2 separate regions of the Homo sapiens genome follow, and region 1 is linked to region 2. A link is a loop called in an ENCODE intact Hi-C map of the cell type or tissue named here. Cell type or tissue: heart right ventricle. All regions are shown on one strand. Links, peaks and the distances in the headings refer to the core of each region. The heading gives the core; the rest is flanking DNA.

Evidence for each region. A loop is a pair of places that touch in the nucleus more often than their neighbours do. Peaks named below come from ENCODE experiments on the same cell type or tissue, not always from the same donor. Only the 100,000 strongest peaks of a DNase experiment are listed, where the experiment ranks them.
Region 1: it touches region 2 in a loop (4-fold over the local background); 32 of 110 quality-filtered maps call a loop at or near these places.

What each region holds. Positions count from the first base shown.
Region 1 is chr11:15,322,188-15,332,873 of GRCh38, reverse strand. No RefSeq gene overlaps it. Among named protein-coding and RNA genes, the nearest start is that of INSC, 210 kb to the right of the region's middle. In heart right ventricle, for the core only: a CTCF peak has its summit at 4,992; a DNase peak (open chromatin) is centred at 4,973.
Region 2 is chr11:15,645,832-15,656,517 of GRCh38, reverse strand. The region is part of intron 4 of LINC02751 (long intergenic non-protein coding RNA 2751); the gene reads right to left. Among named protein-coding and RNA genes, the nearest start is that of LINC02751, 98 kb to the right of the region's middle. RefSeq lists a silencer at 6,115-6,204. In heart right ventricle, for the core only: CTCF peaks have their summits at 6,135 and 6,347 (motif pointing left); a DNase peak (open chromatin) is centred at 6,287; H3K4me3 peaks cover 1,570 bases; H3K27ac peaks cover 2,795 bases.

The DNA of each region.
Region 1 (10,686 bases), core at 1,235-9,234, 320 kb after region 2:
CCAGGCACAATGTACACTGAGATTATTTAGAAGTGTGTCTGCACCTTGGATTCCCCAGAAGACACTCAACTGACAGACAGTGGGAGGCATTACTAAGGAGTACATTTAAGATCCACTCCTGTTAAAGGGAGTTATTATGGAGTGAACTATGTTCCCCCAAAATTCATATGCTGAAATCTTAGCCCCCAGTGATACTGTATTTGGAGTTAGGGCCTTCAAGGAGATAATTAAGGTTAAATAGGGTCATAAGAGTGAAGCCATAATCTGATAAGACTGGAGTCCCTATAAGAAGAGGAAGAGACACCAGAAATCTCTTTTCCCCGTGAACATAGAGGAAAAGCAACATGAGGATACAGCAAGAAGGCAGCCATCTGCAAGCCAGGAAAAGAGCCCTCATCAGAAACCAACCCTGCTGGTTGGTTTCAACCAAACTTGATGTTGGACTTCTAGCCTCCAGAACTGTAAGTAAATAAATTTCTGTTGTTTAAGCCACCTAGTTGGTGATATTTTGTTATGGTAGCCTGAGCTTACTAAGACAAGAAATGAAGGAAACATGAAGGGCAGAGGGAGACACTGAGCTGTAATGCAGTCCCAATTAAGACCTCACTTGGCCCCATAGAGAGCTCTGGAGCCTGGATGGTCACTCAGAGTCATCTCTAATGGTAGTGAGAGTCTGGGTCTTTATGCTCCCAGGTCATCAGACATTGGAATCAGGTTGCCCTTAAAAAGAGGCATAACCCTGGAAGAGATAGTTTTCTTCAGTTGGGCAAAACCCAAGAAGGCTGATGGGATCCATGCAACACAGCATCCACTCACAATGTAATTCTTCATGGGGCTAGTGAGCAGGGCCCTTTATCCAGTACCTACCGTGTGCCAGAAACTTCACTCATGACATTTTATTTGATGTTCACAATGCTCTCATGAGACAATACCTGTGTCACAGAGAATGTTAAATAACCTGCCCAAAGTCACAACGGTGATAAACAACATAGCTAGAATTGAAAAAAAGGCCTATCTTCCAAAGACCCTACTCTTGCCTTGACATGATGCTGCCACTCCATAGGTAACTTTCGTCTCCTGCAAGATGTACTTCCTGTCCTTGTCTAGCAGTTTCTTGTCCCCATGGCACCTTGTACATCTCCCTTGAAAGCCTACTTCACTTTACCTTATAACAACCTTATTAGTTGGCACTTATTTGTCATTTACAATGTCCCAGACACTGTGCTAGCTCTATTCTTATATTAATTCATTTAATCTTTCCAATGGCCCTCTGAAGCATTATTTTTGTCAGTCCCATTTTACTAATGAGAAGGCTAATAAGACACATAGCTGTTAAATAAATTTTCCAAAGACACCCAGCCAGGATTTGAACTCAGGAGGTCTGTTTCCAGATATAATGGCCATGCCTGCCTCCCTTCTGATCTGCATATACTTGGAGAAAGTGGCCAAGTCTTGTTCATCTTTTCTACCCCAGTGCCTTAGCTGGAACTAATGTATAGTAAGTTCTCTGTAAGATTTTCCCAAATAACTGAATGATGCCTTGCACATGAACATTTGGAAAATGATTTCACTTGATTTATATGGAAAAAGCCTAGAAGAAAAGACACAAAATCCATTTGCTCTGTTGAAATAATATCTTTTTAAGAGCTCAAAATTTGTGGTGGCAAACTATCTCTTCACTTCCTATCCCTGTTGTAAGAGCAGACATCTATTCCATTTCTGATTGCATTGCTGGTGGGATGAAGTTTTCCCTAGGTCCATGAGGATCTAATCCAGAAATATCCCAGGCATCACAGTATGGTGCTGGCTTTCCAAGGATCCTACAACCGATTCTACGATGAAAAAATCAAAATTCCCATCCCCACTGCAACTCTGAGGTGATATTGGAATTGAGACCCAAATAACAAGAAGTAGCCAACCTTGTGACAATTTGGGAGAGCAGCATTTCAGGCAAGGGGAGAAAGTGGGTGTGAAGACCCTGAAGCAGGGGAGAAAGTGGTGTGAAGACCCTGAGGAAGGACTAAGCTTGCCAATGTTTCCAGGGATAGAAAGAAGGTCAGTGTGCTTGAAGCAGTCGAGCAGTGGTCGAAGTAGTGGAGTAGAGAAGGATGGAAGAATGGTAAGTCTTAAGACCTAAGGCCTGAGAAGCAGGAGGGAGGACACAAACTGTCCAGACCCTTACAGGCCATAGAATAATGGGGAACCATTGAAAAGCTTTAAGACAGAGAGAAATGTAGTATGATTTCACAGATCACTGTGGCTGCTGAGTGAAGAATGAACTGTAGATAACAAAACTGGAAGCAGGGAGACTTCATTCACTTTCTTTTTTTCTTTCTTTCTTTTTTTTTTTTTTTTTTTGAGACTGAGTCTTACTCTGTTTACTGGTTTACCAATTTTGGCTCCTGATTCCAACCCCAGTGTTCCTACTGAGCAATTCAGTTTCCCCAGTTCCTTCCTCCCTCATCCGAGGCTCCCCAAGAATTGACCTGCCATGTTGTTAGCTACTTGGTCACCTGCCTAGCTGGCTCTGCGCAATTCGGGATCAGATGGGTAGTCTAGATCCCAAAATGGCAGTGATTTGATTCATAATTGTCACTTATAACCCCTAAAGGTGTTGACTGCAAGATCCATGAAGGCATAGCAAGAGTTGACACTGTTCATCGAGGCTTCTGTAATGCCACACAGAATGGGTGCCCCAAAGATGATGGTTGGGTGAACGGATGGCTATAGATGTCCTGGATGCTCACTGCCAGTCTGGGATGGAGGGAGCCTCCACTGATGGAGGAATCATGGGGAGGAGTTTCAAGAAAGCTGCGGTCCAGCAAACAGTGCTTATCTTGAAGGCTTTATGCTGGCTGGGTTGAAGCAGCGCAGAGGCCCTTCCTTGGACCAGGTAGGACCCACTAGGTTGCCAGACTGGTTCATTAGTGGCCTGACATTGCACATCTGCAACTGGGTAACTTTTATTTTAACTATGGCCTCCCAGCCGTAATGAGGGCTCATAACTATGTTTTATATAACACAGATTATGCGTTGGCATAGAGCTCATAAAGGGGCACTGATTATGAACTATGCTGGGGAGTCTGGGGTACACCATCCTGCTACCCAGTACAGAACACCCATCCATGTGGGATGGATTTGAATCAAAAAAGGATGGGTAATTTGGGAGGGAAGGGTGCTGTGAGTGCAGGACTCCTGGCAGACCAGGAAGGGTTTCTGGGATATGTCTGTCTCCTAAACCATCCTGGTACCAACCTGTTAGAATTCAAGACAAACCTGGGGCCTGATGAGAACACTAGGTGCAGGAGAAAGTCATTTTTTATTTTCTTAAATGCTTTCTTACTCCTTCATATTTATATATACATGTGCAAACATATACAATATTTGATTTTGCTTTCATTGAACTTATTTTATAAAGGTGGCCACCCTTCATTCCTGGACTTGGTAATGGGACAATAAAGGATTTCAGAGGACTGGCATAAGGTCTGAATCGAGACTTGGATTTTAGCATCATACCCGCTATTTGCTAGCTGTTACTTTGAATCATATATAATACACCAACTCCTTGGATCTCAGTTTTCTCATTCATAATATGGGAGCATCCTCTCTCCCATTTGGGGCAGGGTTGTTGTAAGATTTAAAGTGTAACAGTAACAACATGTATTGAGACATTAGTGTTAGGCACTTTATGTGTGTTAATTCATTTAAGCCTATCAACAACTCTCCCTGGTAGGCACACATGACATCTCTGACTTTAAAATGTGGAATCAGAGAGGTTAGGAATTTGGCTGTAGGTCACAGAGCTAGACAGTGAGGGAGGCAGACTTCAAGCCCAGGTAGTCTGACTCCAGAACTAAAGAACCCAGCCCAGTCCTTAGAGCAGAGTAAACGCAAACAAATGGTGGGGCTCACCATCATTTTTACCAGCTGCATACCAGTTGCATGCCTAAATCTCTGTGACCATCATCAGGCCTTGGGTATAGCTCAAGGTCCTTATTAAAGGGATGGAGACATCATTGAGTTCCTTGAAAAGGCAGAGTTGAGGCCTGGTGCCCCTGAGGCCTGATCCCCTGGTTACTGAGGAGGCAGGTAGAGCCCCTCCCCAAAGGTAAGATGGAAGCAATGACAGCAGGAAAAGAACACAGGGTAGAAGACAGGAGATCTGGACTCTACTCCCAGGCTGTCACCTGCCTGCTATCCTCGAGGTTCTGCCTAGGGGATGACAGGGCCTGTCTGGGCTGGCTTTGGGATCAAGATGTGAGGAGTGAAGTGCAAGAGGGAGAAGCCAAGAAGCGCCCACTGAATGCAGGTGAGACTAAGTAATGGGTCCTCAGCCCCATCTTGCGGGGCTTGCTTCCTGGAGGTCACCCATCATATTCAGGTGGTCCAGCTCCTTGTCCTGAGGAAGCCACAAGGCTCAAACACTCAAACCTTGGTAGGCAGCGTCAGGGAGCCAGAGCTCTGGCCCAGCCCAGCAAGGGTCTATGGCATACCTGGTTAGAGCCCCCATCCAGCCTCGGTTTATCCCATGAGTAAAATGAGGGGGGTTGACTAAACAAATTTTAGTGCCTCTAACATCTTGAAAATTCCACGTCCCCAAGCCTAACTTCATCCACAGCCATATACAATATCCTTAGGGCAGAGCAATTTCATTTACGTCAAATGATTTCCCTGCACATAAATAGGAGTGAAACAAAGGCCTCCTTTCTCTGAATCGTTAGTGCTCATGCAGACACACACACACTCACACACATGCTCGTACACCCTCATAATGCTTCTACAGCCCACCCCCACCCAGTCATGCACAAAGGCACACACACACTGGCACACAGAGGCACAAACACCTGGACTCTCTAGGCTGCTCCTTCCCCCACCCCCACTCCTGCTCATTCCCCACCCCAACCCTCTTCCAACACCCTTGCTGGGAAGCAAAGAGGCCTTGCCTGCCACTGTGAGTTACCTAACCTGATGGGCTGGTGCCACCCCATGGTCAGGATCAGAAGTGCATCCTTGTTTCCAAGACCCAAAACGGATTGGGAAGGGTCCCAGGCCATTTGGTCCATCCCCCTTCTCCCTCTAAGAAGGCTGTATCCCAAGATGCCCTACACAGATTAGGTTGTCTAGGGTCTTTAAAGCCTTTCAAACAAGGGTTCCTCACATGATGCCCCTAGTTCTTTCCAAAGGTCAGAGAATTGCCACTGATACTCTGGACACCCTTGAGCTAGAGCTGAAAAATATTGGGTGCAAACTGTGTGCTCACATCATTCTAGACGCTTTAGCTGCAATATCTTTTTAATCTTCGTAACTGCTCTTTTCAGGGCACATATTGTCTTCATTTTAAAAAGCTACAGTCAAGAAGAAATGGCACTAAGATATGACCCCAGCTCTGTCTGACTCCAAAGTCAGTGTTCTTTTCAGTAGCCACTTGGCCATCCTGGACTTCAGCTTCGTCATTTGTACATGATTAGTTCCAATCATTCAATTTTTCATTCATTCCTTCAATGAGCATGTATTGATGCCAATCATTCAATCATTTATTCCTTCAGTGAGGTTTGATTGAGCACCTATTATGAACCAGTATCTTGTTAGGGGCTGAGAATTCAGCAAGCACCAAGGTGTGGCCCTTGCCTTAAGGAGCACCCCGTCTTCTAGAATCAGTGACCACTCATGTCCTCCTAGGTCCCTGATTCTATGACTTTTCTTTGCCAAGTAGGACAAAGGCCCTGAGGAGAGGCCAGGGCAAGAAAAGTGAACAAGTTCTAGTCCAGAGTGATAAGGCTCTCAGCCCACAGAGGAGAAGAGCAGTCATGTCCTTACCCAAGTGTCCCCTGGTCCACACCCTGCTAGTCTGGGATTGCCTCAAGCCTGCCCAGGGCTTAGACCCACTTGAGATGGAAGGGGAAGAAACTGTGGTTATCTGGCTTCTGAGCAGTTGTTTCTGGGGGTACTCCAGCCAGGTTAGAGCCAGAAGCAGGGAAGCATGTCAGAAGCTGGAAGATGAAGTGATGGAACGAAGCTGTAAAAATTGTGTTTCTTACTACTGCTCATGATTCTGACATTCACAGCCCCTGTTTCCTGATTCCAACCTGTGTTCCTAGTCATCTGTCTCTCCAACTGTTTCCTCACTGATTCACACTGCCCTGTGCTCACTTTCTATGTCCAAACACCCCAATGTTTGCCAGCTCCTAACCATCACTCTTTCTCTTAATAATTAATGGACAAAGAGATAGAAGAATGGAATCCTGGAATGGCAAGCACTGAAAGAAATCACCTAGTCCAAACCTTGTGGATGAGGAAAATAGGCCCAGAGAGGGATAGGGACTTGTCCATGGTCACACAGCCAGTGCGTAGTATAGTATAGTATAGTATAGTATAGTATAGTATAGTATAGTATAGTATAGTATAGCCAATAGTACAACTGGGCTTGGATTTCAGGTATCCCTCTCTAGTGTGAGGGATTTTTTTCCATTTTTCTTCTTTCCCATCCATTTGCAATTTGACACTGATGAGTCTACTTCAATCCCGAAACATCTTTCTATCCTTCTCCTCTCCACTTCCCCAATTCAACCCCTACTATAGCATAACCCCCTTGAAGATAGAAAATATCTTTCCTTTCTTCAAAATCTTAATTTCTACCACAAAAATTTGCATGTAAATGCTTAAGATTGGAGGGATGGATGGACAGATGAATGAAAGAATGGATGAAAAAATGGGCAAAAGCATAGATGGGTAAATTATCTTAATGTCTGCACTCCCACCTTACCTAATTTTCCTATCTCCAATTTCACTACAATTTGGCCTATCCTGCACAAGGATATTAGAGTGACTGTTTTTAAAAATAAAACTGAATCATTCTCTTGCATGTGCAAAAGCATTTGAAGACATTTCTATCATCTAATGGACAAGTCAAGACCAGGTGTCATACAATATTATCTAAGTGGGCCTGTTACATGCCATCCCAACCTCATATGCTACTAACCACACAAACACATAAACATACACACTCTAAACTCTTAGGAACACCTGATAAGTTGCCATGCCCTGAATAAAGCATACATGCCCTCATCTCTAGGACATTTTTGTGCCATTCCCCTATCTTCAGATTCTTTTCTTCCTAGTACTAGAGTCTGTTAAAGTCCTAACCTTTCATCAAAGTCCAATTCAAATGTCACCTCCATGAAGTCTTCCCCAGTTTTCATGATGAAATTGCAATGCTCAGAGCAGGTAGTCCTTCAGGCTTTGGTAAGCATGGCACACCTCATTCTGCTCCTTCTAGAAATGGCCTTTCAAGACCTTTATCCTGGACATTGTAGTTTATCATTGTGTGTCCATATCTTCTAACAGACTCTTGGCCACAGATCTGACACACAAAGTTAGTGCTTATTTGGCATTTGTTGAGTAGATGTTCTTCTTTCTGTTCCATATGCTTAAATTGCCCCTAACAGTTCAGCTATATTTCATTCTAAAACCACTTAAGTTACTTCCTAGACCATTATAAACAGGAGCCCCATGGGAGCTGGATACAGTGTTTCCAAAGAGCCACAGCTTTTAGGGCAGGGACAGGAAGGGATTGCAAAGCTAAAAGCAATGTGTAAGCCAAAGTAGATCTCTTAAGGAAGAATGAGGGCTCAAGGAAAAGAACTAGCTCTCCTGGGTGGAAGACCCAACAAGTCAAATTTTGAATCAACATAAAGATCTTTTTCATGATTAGAGGTGTACAGCAATAAAACAGTCAGCCTCAGCAGGCAGTGTATCTAAGCAGTGGCTGTAGACCAACCCTGAGGACAAATCTGAGGACATGGGTTATTGTAAAGGGAATCTCCTCAATGGGAGTGAGGTCAAATCCCATGACTGGTAATGCCCACTCCAGCACTGAGAATCTGCGATTCCATCAGACATCCCAAGGGTGGCCCAAGCAAAATTACCAAAAGCTAAGTTTGACTTTTGTTGCCCATTTTCATCCCTCACTTCAGTGCTTCCTCTTACCTTGATCCCCCAAGATTTCTGCCACTGTAGAGTTTATGAGGGTAGGATAAGCTCTTATTGCCCCTCTGGTATCCCCTCAGCCCATCCTGGAGGTTACCTGTGTTCTCATATACATCAACCTCCCAGACGGTCCTGGTGGGGTTTAGGCCCAAGTGCCCACAGCAGTAACGCACACACAATAATGCAACTTCCACTGGCTTTTCTGCTTACCTTGTTCACTTTCCCAGTGTCTCACTGTTTCCTAAGATCATTTGCCAAATAATCGACTTGTACCCAAATTTTTGTCTTAGGGTCTGCATTGGAAGATCCAACCCACTCTTCACAATGAGGGACAAAAACAGAGAGTCCGCAGTTACTCAGCACTGTATAGGAAATCCATTTTGACCTTGAACAAGGTAATAAACCTCTCTGAACCTATTTTAACATGTTAACAGAGGTGAATAAGATCTAGTTCCCAGACTTTATAATATTGTGACATAGCTCTCTATAGACAATAAGTTGGAGATCTCAGGATAAGAACATTCTGCATTACCCAGGTAGGTCCTAAATCCAATGACAAATGTCCTTATGAGATACAGGATAGAAAAAGACACAGAGGAGAAGGCTACGTGAAGGAGGAGGCAGAGATGGGAGTGATGCAGTCACAAGCCAAGGAATGCCTGGCGCCATCCAAAGTTGGAAGAGGCAAGGGCAGATTCTCCTCTAGAGCCTTTAGAGGAAGCTCCCTTCTGCTGACACCTTGATTTTGAGTTTCTGGCCTCCAGAACTGTAAAGGAATACATTTCTGTTGTTTTAAAGCACTAAATTTGTGGTAATTTGTTATGGCATCCCTAGGAAACTAATACAAAGGTATTATTGTCCTTGTCTTACAGATAAGACGACCAAGGCTTACAAAAAAGTAGCCTATCCAGAGTCATTCAGTCAGAATATAACAGAGCTGGGATTTGAACCCAGGTCTACCTGATACCTTAGTAGCCACTCTTAATCAGCACATCAAATGAAATAAGTGAGGCAATATGCTTAGCACTGTGTCAGGCATGTGAGAGATGCTCAGAGAGTGTTAATTTGCTCACTCCATCTAAACTTTCCCTTTCTGTTGCTCATTATACCCACTGACCATAACTAGGTGGTCAAGGTTAATCAGATAACCCCATTCCTGCTAATCCATGAGTTAACTCATCACCTCTCCTGGAGTGGGCTTCCACCTGGGATAGAGTTACACGTGCCTAGAAGATTCTTAAGAATCAACTTGTCTGGTAAGTATTTCAACTTCATGGCAGCTGGTGGAAAAGATAGATGGGGGCCTGTGTCTTGAGTTAATGTCAGTCTGAATTGAAGATGTGCCAGCATCATCAGGACAGATTCTTTAATTAACCTGCTAATCCTGTCAGAGATTGGGTTCACTCTCTTTTTCCAGAAATGTGTTATGTGTCTCTTCTTTCACCACTTTGTCATTTGCTCTATTTCAGATTTAAGGTGTCCTTTAAGCTGTGCTTAAAAAGATTCTCCATCCTCCAAGGCAACAGCTGTTGGAGAAGTGGCCCCTCAAGCAGTCTCTCATTGCTTCACCATCACAGCTTTTCTTGCAGTGCCTGCTCATAGCAGAGAGTCAGCAATTTCTATGTAATAAATATATATTGAGTAAATATTGTGTGCCTGGCTTTATGCTATGCATTGAAAAAGACAAATAAATGAATGAGACCTGAGTCCTGCCTTCAAGCACCTGCTTTCAGAGAGGCATAAAATAAAACAGGTGACTATATTGTTTTCCAATCTTTTCACTTTACGGTGGGCGCAGAAAATGATTATTTTAAGAGTCGATGGAGATTAATTTACAAGGCTGTTTGTGGTCACAGGCAATCACCCCAGGGGTTCTAGCTCCCTAGTCCCCACCAAATCATCCCACAGACTGGGGGAACCACTATCTCCACACACTAATAATCCATTAATCCTGTACCATTTGAGAAAACATGCTATAGAAAACCAAAGTTCTCATATTTCCTCTTTGCAGGCATTTCACAAATGAATTCTGAAGCTAAAATCCAACATCAGCATTCTTTTCCAATTTGTAGAACACATATTAATGAGGAAATTCCTTTAGCTACAACCTTTCCTTCCCACATTTTTTCTTTACAATTTCAGACCCAGCTACCGCTGCACTGCTAGACTGGCCTCACAGGACACAAAATGAATGGGCAAAGAACAAGTTGTTAACAGGAAAACTCAGAAACAATGGATAATGTTTAGTTCAACAGCTTGTTTTGTTTCTTGTTTTGTTGTGAGCACTTGGGAGAGGGGAAAGCTTACACTTTGTTTTCTGGTATAGGCATTTAGAGAGGGCCTTTCAAAAATCCATAAAAAGGGTCCTGATTTCCAGGCATTCTACAACCTGAACAGTTTTTGGAAACCATTGAAACAAAGCAAAAACTAATATATCTGTTCTCCAAAGAAGAACAAATTGGTGCTCTGGAGATCATAAAATTGCTGTGTGTAATGAATGAATGGATGAAGACATGCATTTTCCTCTCAAAAGTTATCTTTAGCTGTACTCATTATTAACCTGTTGTTTTCATCTACCAATAGAGTGTGTTGGGCGAGAGGAACCTGGTGAGACAACCCAGTATCAGGCATGATGCACAGGAAAGGATACAGCCAACCTTAGAGGTTTCGTGCCAGAAAGGTACAACATGGCTCCAGTCA
Region 2 (10,686 bases), core at 1,448-9,447:
TATTAGCAGGTTACCTTGGAGAAGTCACTAACCCTTTCTGAGACCCAAACACATCATTTAGTAAATGGGGACAATTATACCTGATGGTGAGTGTTGTGAGAATCGAATGCTACATCCCCTAATGCATGATAGCAGCTCTACAAGTTTTAATTCCCTCCACCTCACACCCAGTCTCCTTCTCTGGGAGGAAAGCAGTCCAAAATTCAAGGCACCATTGCCATCTTGGTTTCTGCAAATGCTCCTGACAAGTCTATGGCACTTAGGACACGGGGGCCCTGTTCTTCCTGGTCCTGGGAAACATGAGGTCTGCTCTGAAGGCTCCAAGCCACCTTTGTTGGCAGAAGCACCTGTATCTTCCTCCCTTCTCCTCCTCTGAGGTCCAAGCTCTATAATGAGACTTCATCAAACTCACCCAATGTGAGGTTTCAGTGACCTTCATAAGGAAATCCAAATACTTTGCAAGGTGCTCCGATTTGAATACGTCCCCCAAAAGTTCATGTGTTGGAACCTTAATTCTTAATGCAGCAGTGCTGCAAGGTGGGGCCTTTAGATGGACATTGGGTCATGAGGGTGGAGCCCTCCTGAATGGATTCATGCCATTACCACAGGAGTGAAATGTGGGTTGCTGTAAAAAGGGAGCTCTGGAGCACTGCGATATCTTCCGCACCTGCTTGCTTGCCCTTCCGCCTTTCCGCAATGGGATGACGCAGCAGCTTTCCACAGTTCAGTTACCTGTGGTTAACTGTGGTCTGAAAATATTAAATGGAAAATTCCAGAGATAAATAATTCCCAAGTTTTAAATTGCATGCCGTTCTGAGCAGTGTGATGAAATCTTGGCCCCACCCAGGTCATGAACCATCCTTTGTGCAGTGCATATGCTACCTGCCGGATAGTCACTTAGTAGCCCTCTGGGTTATCACACCGACTGTCACAGTGCTTGTGTTGAAGTAACCCTTGTTTAACTTACAGTGCAATGCAATAAGATATTTTGAGAAAGAGTGATAACATTCACCTAATTTTTATTATATTGTTATAATCATTCTATTTTCTTATTAGTTGTTGTTAAACTCTTACTATGTCTAATATATAAATTAAACTTTATCATAGGAATATGTATAGGAAAAACGTCTTTTATACAGGGTTTGGTGCTATCCATGGTTTCAGGCATTATCCACGGAGAAGGGAGCACTACTGCATTCTGAACGCACGAACTCTCTCCAACCTCAGGTGCTTTGCTTATTTGTGCTGAGGGCTCACTCATCCTGGGATGCCCTTTCCTCTATTCTGCAACTAGGAAAGGTCTTCTATTTCAAGATCTAGCTCAGATGCCTCCTCCTCCCTTGTGGGTATAGCCACCATAGCTTTTTCTGGTCCTCTTTGGGTTTGTAATCTGTCGTGACACAGTTATTATTCTGATACTAAGGCATTACAGGCTCTCTCAGAAAACCCCCATGCCTTTTCATCTCTGTGTCCCTGGGATCCTCAGAAACCAAGCTGATTATAAAGCTCTTAAAATCCTCCCAAGAATCCTATTGAGTTAGGCACTATTATTGAAGAAACCAACGTTCAGAGACACTAAGTAGCTTGTCTATAGTCACACAGCCAGTGGTTGAAGAACAAGAATTTGAACCTGGAGAATCTCACTTACAAGTCTGTGCTCTTTCCACTGCTCTATAAGCCTTTCCATGATCTCCTTAAATCTTCCACCAACCCAGGAGGCAGGCAGGGAAGGCCTCTTTATAGAAGAGGAAACTGAGGCTGATGGGAATGGTCACTTCCTAAGTCTTCCTGCCTTGTCATTCCAGGAGCTGACTAAAGTTCTGGGTTTCTTATTCCAAAACCGGGCCTCTGCACAGCCACAGGCTCCTGTCAGTGACCTGCTGAGTCACCCGCTCCAGAAAGCCACCTGCAGCAGGGTAGGTGGAGCCTGGGCTATGGCAATACCTGACAAATTCATGTGCCTTTCAGGGCTGTTCTAAGCCCCTCTCACCACAGAGGTGACAAGCAAACGACAAGGGGCATCTCTGCTCCCAAGGGATTCCAGTCACGCAAACTCTGCCAATTAAGGCTGGAACGATGTCATCTCCTGAAATGGCATTTTAATGAGTGATGGTTCCGGGATAAATTGTTATCTTGTGATCCCTCGTTAGAGAGCTTAATTAGATCCATCATAAAACACATTGATCAATAGCACTGAGCAGGTCCACAGGACATTCACCATCTGCAGGAACATTCCTACTCAACCTTTGGCAGAGCCTGGTGGGACCAATCCCCGGGCCCTAAGAGCTGCTGAGTGCGAGTTCTTGAATACCTGGGCACCATTATTCTGGTTCTTTCTTCCCTCCCTTCTTTTCTTTCACAAATATTTATTTTAGCACCGTCCATGTGCCAGGCACTGTGCTGGCTGCTTATGCTTTAACTCAGTTTATCCTCATGAATAGCTGTTATTTCCTTATCTTGCAAATGGTGAAACAAAGGCTTGAAGCCCCAAGCTGTCAACTGGTTGTAGCCCCAACAAACTGAGTTATCTTTCAGGTAACTTCTGGGGAGTGGCTAATGCAAGATGGACAAAAGTAAAAATGAAAGGAAGAGTAGACTTGATTAAACTCCTAATCCCTGCTGAGACTCTCTGCTGGGCAGTATATATATGTCACATTTAACCTTCATATCAGCGGTGAGAATTTTCATCTTCATTTTATAGTTAAGAGAACCGAGTCTCAGAAATGTTACTTGCTCAAAGTAATACAGCCAGTGAATATCAGAGCTGGAATTAAAACATGGCTTTAGGAACCTCAAATCCAGACAGGTGTGGGTTCAAACTCCAGTGCTATTATATACGCACTGTATAATTGTGTAATTTCTCAAATTATATAAACCTTCTGAATATCAGACTCTGCATCTATAATACTGAGGGTAACAACTGGACCCATCTCATACATTTATTTTGAGGATTCAATGAAATAATGCCTATCAAGCATTTGAATAGTACCTGACCCACCCATAGTGTTCAGTAAAGATTTTTCACTGAACATCCCAGTTGTTTCCCTTCAGAAAGAAATGACCTGTTTCCTTATCTATAAAGTGAGTGTAGTAACCCTTGCCCTTAAACAATTCATAGGGGAGCACTTTCAGAAAGGTAAAGTATTCAAACTTGTTGGTCACCTTCTGCATACCTGTGTGCTGGCAAAAACTGGAGTCAGCACCTATTTTATGGAAGTTTTTTTTTTTTTTTTTCTCTTGCCCAGGCTGGAGTGCAGTGGCGTGATCTCGGCTTACTGCAAACTCTGCTTCCTGGGCTCAAGCCATCCTCCCACCTCAGCCTCCCGTGTAGCTGGGACCACAGGCACATGCCACCAAATCTGACTAATCTTTTGTATTTTTGGTAGAGATGGGGTTTCACCATGTTGCCCAGGCTGTTCTTGAACTCCTGAGCTCAAGCAATGCACCTGCCTCAGCTTCCCAAAGTGCTGGAATAACAGGCGTGAGCCACTGCGCCCAGCCTGGAAGAATTTTATTTAAATTATTATTTTTATTATTAAAATAATGCACTAGCACAATGGTGGTGGGGATGGGGAGATGGATCAAGAGAGAAAGGTGGGGGTGGGTAATAAAATCAGAGTATTCAGACTTCAGTGGAAGGTAGGGATTACTGTGGTGGCCCAGGAAGTGGCCTGGGGAGTCTCACCAATGGGGCATGACTGCACTGATTCAAGGGCCTGGGCTCAAAAGGGTGTGTGTGTAGTGGTGGTATGTGCACATATCTGCATTGTGCCTGTGTGTGTCTGTGTGTGTGTGTATGTGTGTTGAACCTAATGCCCATAAGATCGTAGAACTTTTCTATACAAAAGAAAGGACTCTGGAGACTCATCCATGGATTGTGCAAGCAGGGGTGTGTGTGTGTGTGTGTGTGTGTATCTCTTTTTCTGTATTGAGGCCAGTTTCCATGAGAGGGTGACTTTTTTCACCTGTGTGCACTTGGAGATTTTTTTTTCCTTTTTTATTATAGTAAATGTAGCTTGAAAGCTGAGGATAGCATAGCTTTTCCCCGAACACAGATCACATCACATAATTTTTCTTTCAGAGAAAAGTGCTGCAAAATAACCTGCAGATGGTAAGTCTCTCTCTCTTTCTGTCCTGCTCTCGCGTGCTCTCTCTGTCTCTGTCTGACTCTCTCTTTTTCTCCATCTGTCTCCATGTCTCTCTGTATCTCTATCTCTGAGGCCCTATTTATAGCTTAAAATGCTTTCGCATTTTCACACTTGGCATGTAAAATGCCCCCGTATTACATAAAATAGCATGCATTCGGGTTTGTAATTAGATCGTTGTTTCATCCCAAGTTCCACACATAATGATGCTGGACCTTGTTCCTTATTCCCTAGTACTACCTGCAAATACTGCCAGGTCTGGGTATCCTGCCCTAACCCCTTCCCCAGTTTCGTTTTTGCCAACTCCCAATGACAATCCTGCAACCTCACTGCTCCCTGCTCCCTTGCTGATCCTCTCCTGCAGCCTTCGCGATGGGTTCAGCGTTCTTCGGCAGCGGCTCAGAGCAGCCCGGACCTCCTCTCTTTCTCTTTCTCTTTCTTTCTCTCTCTCTCTCTCTTTGGCATGGCCTGAACAATCGCCTCACTCTGTTAGCAAGGCCATCAGAATTTCTGAACACAGTCACAAAATTTATATCCCTCCAACTGCCCCGATATAAACACTACCCAGAGGAAAGGGAGGAAAGGTCTCTTTTCTCTAAAATAAGGAGACGCAATTTAAAAAAAAAAAAAAAAAGCGGGGGGGAGGAATCAAGATTCATTTTTAAGCAATCTGGACATGTGTTAGAGGATATTGCTGAGAACAATTAGGGATGTATGAGTGAGAGGTTTATTTCTCACTTGCTTGTCAGGTCAGAAGACAATCTGTTTATTTTCCTGCTACAGTTTTATTCGATAAACTGAAAGGATGGGAGCTAGGAAAGAGGGTATGAACAGGATGTGTGCTATCAATTTGTCAAATAAATAATCGTGCTTGGAAACAACAGATTTTATTAATTAGACAGGATAGTGTATTATTACCATTAAAGTGTTATATTGCATTAATTTTTATATTTTACTCCGCTACTAATTACTGTAAAAGATTTCGGGAATGAAGCAAAATAAAATCATGCCGCATTATACATAATGTAAAGATAGCGTGAATTAATTTGTCGGCCGCTCCCCGTCTGCCTCCGGGAGAGGAAGAGGCATGGAAGGGCCTCCGCTGCTCGGCTTGCCGGCCGCTCCAGAGCTCTGCACCAGCGCTGCTCCCGCCTTGTCGCAGGAGGCAGCTATGAAGACCTAAGGTTCAAGACCCGGCTCAGCCGCGAACTTGCTTGGTACCCTTTGGCAAATCACTTCTCTGAGGCCTCGGTTTCCTCTTCTGTAAATGTAAACATCCCTTCTTTTTTTTTTGCCTTACGGGGTGGTTGTAAAGAGCTAACGAATTCCCGAGAGTAAAAGTGCTTTCAAATGTCAGAGGTGGGGAGACGGGTTGAAATCCAGTACAATAAGAGTAGGTAGACAGAGGTGGGGGGCGTCCGGAGTTCAGACCCTGCAGGGGCAGGTCTGGTCAGATTTAATGCTCAGAGGCTGCCAGGGCAGGGGGCCTGGAGAGTTAGGGCTTGGGAGGGAATTAGGGCTCTCCAAGGCCATCCAGCGGTCGTCTCAGCCACCCCCTCACTGCACAGTGCCTGGGAGCGGGGGCCCATGGCCACACCCTGGCGTAGCCGAGTTCCTCACTGTAAATGCAGACTAGAAGACACCCCCGTTATCCCCAGGCGCTCACACCAGGGAATCCCCCACTGGGTATTGGCACAGTGGAAAAAAGCACGATTCTCGTCAGACAGGACCAGGTTTTAATAACTGCACAGCCACGCAAGAGCCATGTGGCCACAGCCAGTCCCTTAACCTCTCTGAAGGGCAGTTTCTTCCTCAGTTAAAAAAAAAAAAAAAAAAGTTGTTTGCTCAGGAAGAAAATTCCCACGCTGGGCACAAGTTCTGGCTAAGGAGTCGGCGGGCTGGGCCCTCACGAGGGTGCCAGGGTCCCCAGGGCTCCCCATGACAGCACAGCCGCATGGGGACCAGGAGCCCCAGCAGAGCCCTCCCCGTCCAGCTCCATCCAGGCGCTGCCTCCCGGGTCCTCGCTGACCTCCGCTCGGGCAGAAGCCACCGAGTCCCAGGGCGGCCCCCAAGCCCCACCCCGGGGGCGCGGTTCTCCCTCGCTCGGCGGCCGAAGCCCAGCCACGTTTTTCTCCAGGCTGGGTCTCCGCAGCCAGGGCCAGGCGAGGGCCATTTCTCACGACCCGCTGCCACCTACCGTCCGCAGCGGAGAACTGCAGGCCGAGCGCGGCAGGCCTCTGGGAAGCTGCCACCCAGATGGACCAGATCCCCAGGCGGCGCTCAGGCCTCTCGGCCTGGAGCCCCAGTTCCCAATGTGTTCCGGATACGTGTTGCAGCCTTGTGGGAACAACTCAGCTGGCCACCTGAAGCCCTGATGCTCTGGCTTGCACTGTCACTGGGGTAACTGGACCCCTGGGGACACAGGGGCACGAGGGCAAGCCACTCCCTCCCCATCCGGCTATAGTCTCCTTTAGAGGCCTGAAAATCCTGCCCCTGGGTTTGGAGGGCTGTCTCTGGCTGCTTGAACTGGACCTGATGTAGGGCTTCCAGAGACAATTGTCCCGGTTTCCAGTTTCCAGAGTTAGAACTTCGCCTGCCCTGCAAGTCTGACCTGAGTCTGAGCTGGGCCTGCCTTCAGCTTTCTCCGTATTCTCTGGATCCCTTATGTGACCCTCTCTTGGGGCATGGATCAGGCAGCCCTGCAAAATAGCATGGTCCCAAATCTTGACTTCTCCACTCACAAGCTAGCTTATCTGCGGTAAGTGACTCAGCCTGACTAGGAAAACTCCTAGTTTTCCTCATCTTTAAACCAGCAATATCAGTAGTAACTTCCATATACGGTTGCCATGAGGATAAAATGAGTGAATATATATATACAAAGGAATTAGAACAAGGCCTGGCACACAGTAAATGGCTTATACGTGCATAGTAGTGCATTATCCAAGCATTAGGGATTATCTGTGTCGGTGTTATCTGTGTGCCTGTCACAAGACTTCCATTTGATTGTGAACTCCATAAGCATAGAAATCATCTCTGATTCAGCCATGAATCCTCAGCTACTTGCACACAGAAGGATGCAGTACCACTTATCCATGCATTCATTCATGCATTTAATAAATATTTATTCTACTATGTGCCAAGCACTGTGCCCTGGGGTTACAAGCATTAATAAAGACAACGACCCTTCCCTTATGGAGGTTATATTGTTTGGAGAAGACAGAAATAGAGCAAACAAGTAAGTCGATAAAATGGGCACATCTTGTAGTAAGTGCAAGAAAGAGAACAGCCAGACTCTTTGAAAGAGAATGAAGGAGGAGGAGCATGGAAGAGAGCTTTTGGATGGTCAGGGAAGGCATTGCTTCTAAAGGCCTCTGAAGAGGCGATAATTAAGCTGAAACTTAGATGAAAAGGAGGAAGGGGTATAGGCAAAAGATGGACTGCATCTTATATGAAAAGGATGCCTGGGGTATAGGCAAAAGATGGACTGCAAAGGAGCAGGAGGAAACTTCCCAAGGTGATGGAAATGTAACGGTGGTTGCCTAAGTGTATTTATAAAGTTGTCAAAACTCATCAAACTGAACCCTGAAAAGGAGTGAATTTTATTCATACAAATTATGCTTCAGGTTGGGCTCAGTGGCTCACGCTTGTAATCCCAGCACTTTGGGAGACCGAGGTGGGTGGATCACCTGATGTCAGGTGTTCAAGACCAGCCTGGTTAACATGGTGAAACTCCGTCTCTACTAAAAATACAAAAAGTAGCTGGGCCTGGTGGTGTGCACCTGTAATCCCAGCTGCTTGGGAGGCTGAGGCAGGAGAATCGCTTGAACCTGACAGGCAGAGGTTACAGTGAGCTGAGATCACACCATTACACTCCAGCCTGGGCAACAAGAGTGAAACTCCATCTCAAAAATAATAATAATAATAATGATAATTATTATTATTATTATTATGCTTCAATAAAGCTGATTTAAAAATAAAAGATGGTAGCCAAGTAAAAAATCAAGGAAGAGCATTCCAGACATAGGAAAAAAGAGCTGATGCGTAGCCTCTGAAGCAGGGAAAATCTTTTTGCATCCTAGGAAGGCCTGTGTGGATGAAGCAGGGTAAAGAAGAGGGAAGGTAGCAAGAGATGAGGCAAAGACATGACATCCTGGACCTGGTGGGGTTAGGATTTTATTCTGTGTGAACAGAAAAAGCCCTTGATTTGCTATCAAAAGTCCTAAACCCTGGTCTGGACTTTCTAGCTGTGTTGTCTTGGATGAATCATTGAACTATTGTGAACATTTTTTAAATCTGTAAAATAGGAATAAAAATGATATGCAGGGATCCCATCAAAGGGGGCTGCAGCCAGGGCTGACTATGAAGGCAGGTTGACACCTGATGCCTGGGGATATACCCACATATTTTTATTGGGCACTCAAAAGATTGCTTATTGAATTAAAATAGTACATGCCTGTATGGAGCAGAGACCTATGACCTTTCAAATAGCAGTTGGTGAGTGGTGGGGAGGAAGAATGGGAATTATTCCCATAATTATGGCATTGACTAATTAGGGCATTGAGTCCTTCAGTGTGTCCTCACCTACCCAATACTGTTTTTCTCTCTTATAGAAAATTCTTATTTTCCTTGGTCTCATAGCATGTGTCACAGTTTATTATTATGCATTTAAATTCTGTGCATCTTTGTTCAGTGTCTGACTTTCTGCAGACTGCAAGCTCCATGAGGACCAGAACTGTGTCTCTTCTCTAAACCACTGTACCCCAGTATCTAGCACTGTCATTGGTACATAGGAGGCACTCAATAAATACTAATTGAATGAATGAATGAATGACTATAACCATCCATTTATCCAAAGACAATTAACTATCCACAGGGCCCTTTCTGCTTCTTCCTAAATAATCCACCTTCTTCCCCTTACCCACTGGAAGCTCATCACCTAAGCCTTCCTTTTTGGGTTTTCTCCATCATCCTCATTCTAAATTCAGCACCGCCCAACCCCACAGAGCTTCTTTCTTTCTATTTTAATAAACATCTACACAAAATTAAGGAGAGAAAGACTGGTGGTTGTGTTTGATTTCACACTGGTTTTGACGTTTGATATTGTAAACTTCTTTCACCTTAATTTGATTTTCTGAAGTAGATAGGGTCAGATCAACTATAATTCCCATTTTCCACATGAGGAGCCAGACAGTTGAAGAGATGGATTGACTCATCCCATGGCATAGCTAGGGAGTGGCAGGGACACAGCTAAACCCTGGGTCCCATGGCTCTAAATTCCATGATCCTTTTCCCTTACAGGATCCTCTGCTTGATGGTTTTATGTGCAATACATTTCTCCCTTCGCATCTTAGGCACTGATGGTCCATGACAAATCGTGATGAGGGTTCTCCACTGAGAAAAGATGATAAAGACTCTCAGGAGCAATACTGCTCTTACTGTAAGTATCTAATCCACTTCCAGTGGCCATCAGGGCAAATGGAGGACATTACAACACGATTACATGCATAGATCCCAACTAAGTCCTCTAGAGCCAGATCTGCCAGGTTTGCATATTGGCCTTGCTACCTTCCAGCCCTCCAACCTTGGGTGATTTATTTCAGGTCTCTGTGCTACAGGCTCCTCATCCTAAATTGGAGATAAGAATAGTGACTACCATATAGGGTTTCTGGGTGAATTAAATGAGTTAATACATGTAAAATGCTTGGAAAAGTGTCTATCCAATAGAAAGTGGCCAGTTGATGTTGTCCTTCCTTCCTTCCTTCCCTCTCCATCCCTCCCTCCCTCCCTCCCTCTCCTTCCTTCCTTCCCTCCTTCCTTCCTTTCTTCCTTCTCTTTCTGTATTTATTTCTCTCTCTACTTCTTTCTCTGTTACTTTTTTTGTTCTTCTCTTTACTTTTCTTTTTTCTCTCTTGCTCTATATTACTTATTCTTCCTAAATTCCTGTCTCTTCCCTGAATGTAACTTCACAATAGTGCATCAATAAACATTTGTTGAACCAATACATAAATGAGTAAAGAAAAAGGAAAGAGAAGGAGGGAGCTGATGTCTGGCACAGGATGTGAAGAAATGAGGATAGAACAAAACAAGATAATCTTGTGTTTTTATATGTTTGTTTTTATCTTAATGTATAAGCTATAAGAGGTAAGACACTCTCATCCTGTTTTACCATGGGAAAGTCAAGCAACCTCTCTGCGCCTCCATTTCTGCATCTGTAAGGGAGCAGCATTGAACTAGATCATCCTTATGTTTTCTCTGTCTCTGACTCTGAGTCTACAATTCCATCTATATGAAATGTGATGTTGACTTTTCCTAGCATTTGAAAAGGGGATAGAAGAAGCCAAATGTACATTCCCAGATGAAACCTGTTTCACCTGTGGCACCCATACGAGGCTTCGCAGGTGTATACTTGCTTTGATCTCACCCTAGTGCTGACTTCTATCTCCTACTCTGCCTCTTAATAGCAATGGGACTTTGAGCAAGACACTCAACATCTCCAAGCTTCCCTTTCGTCATCTTATGATGGGAATAAATGAGATGCTTA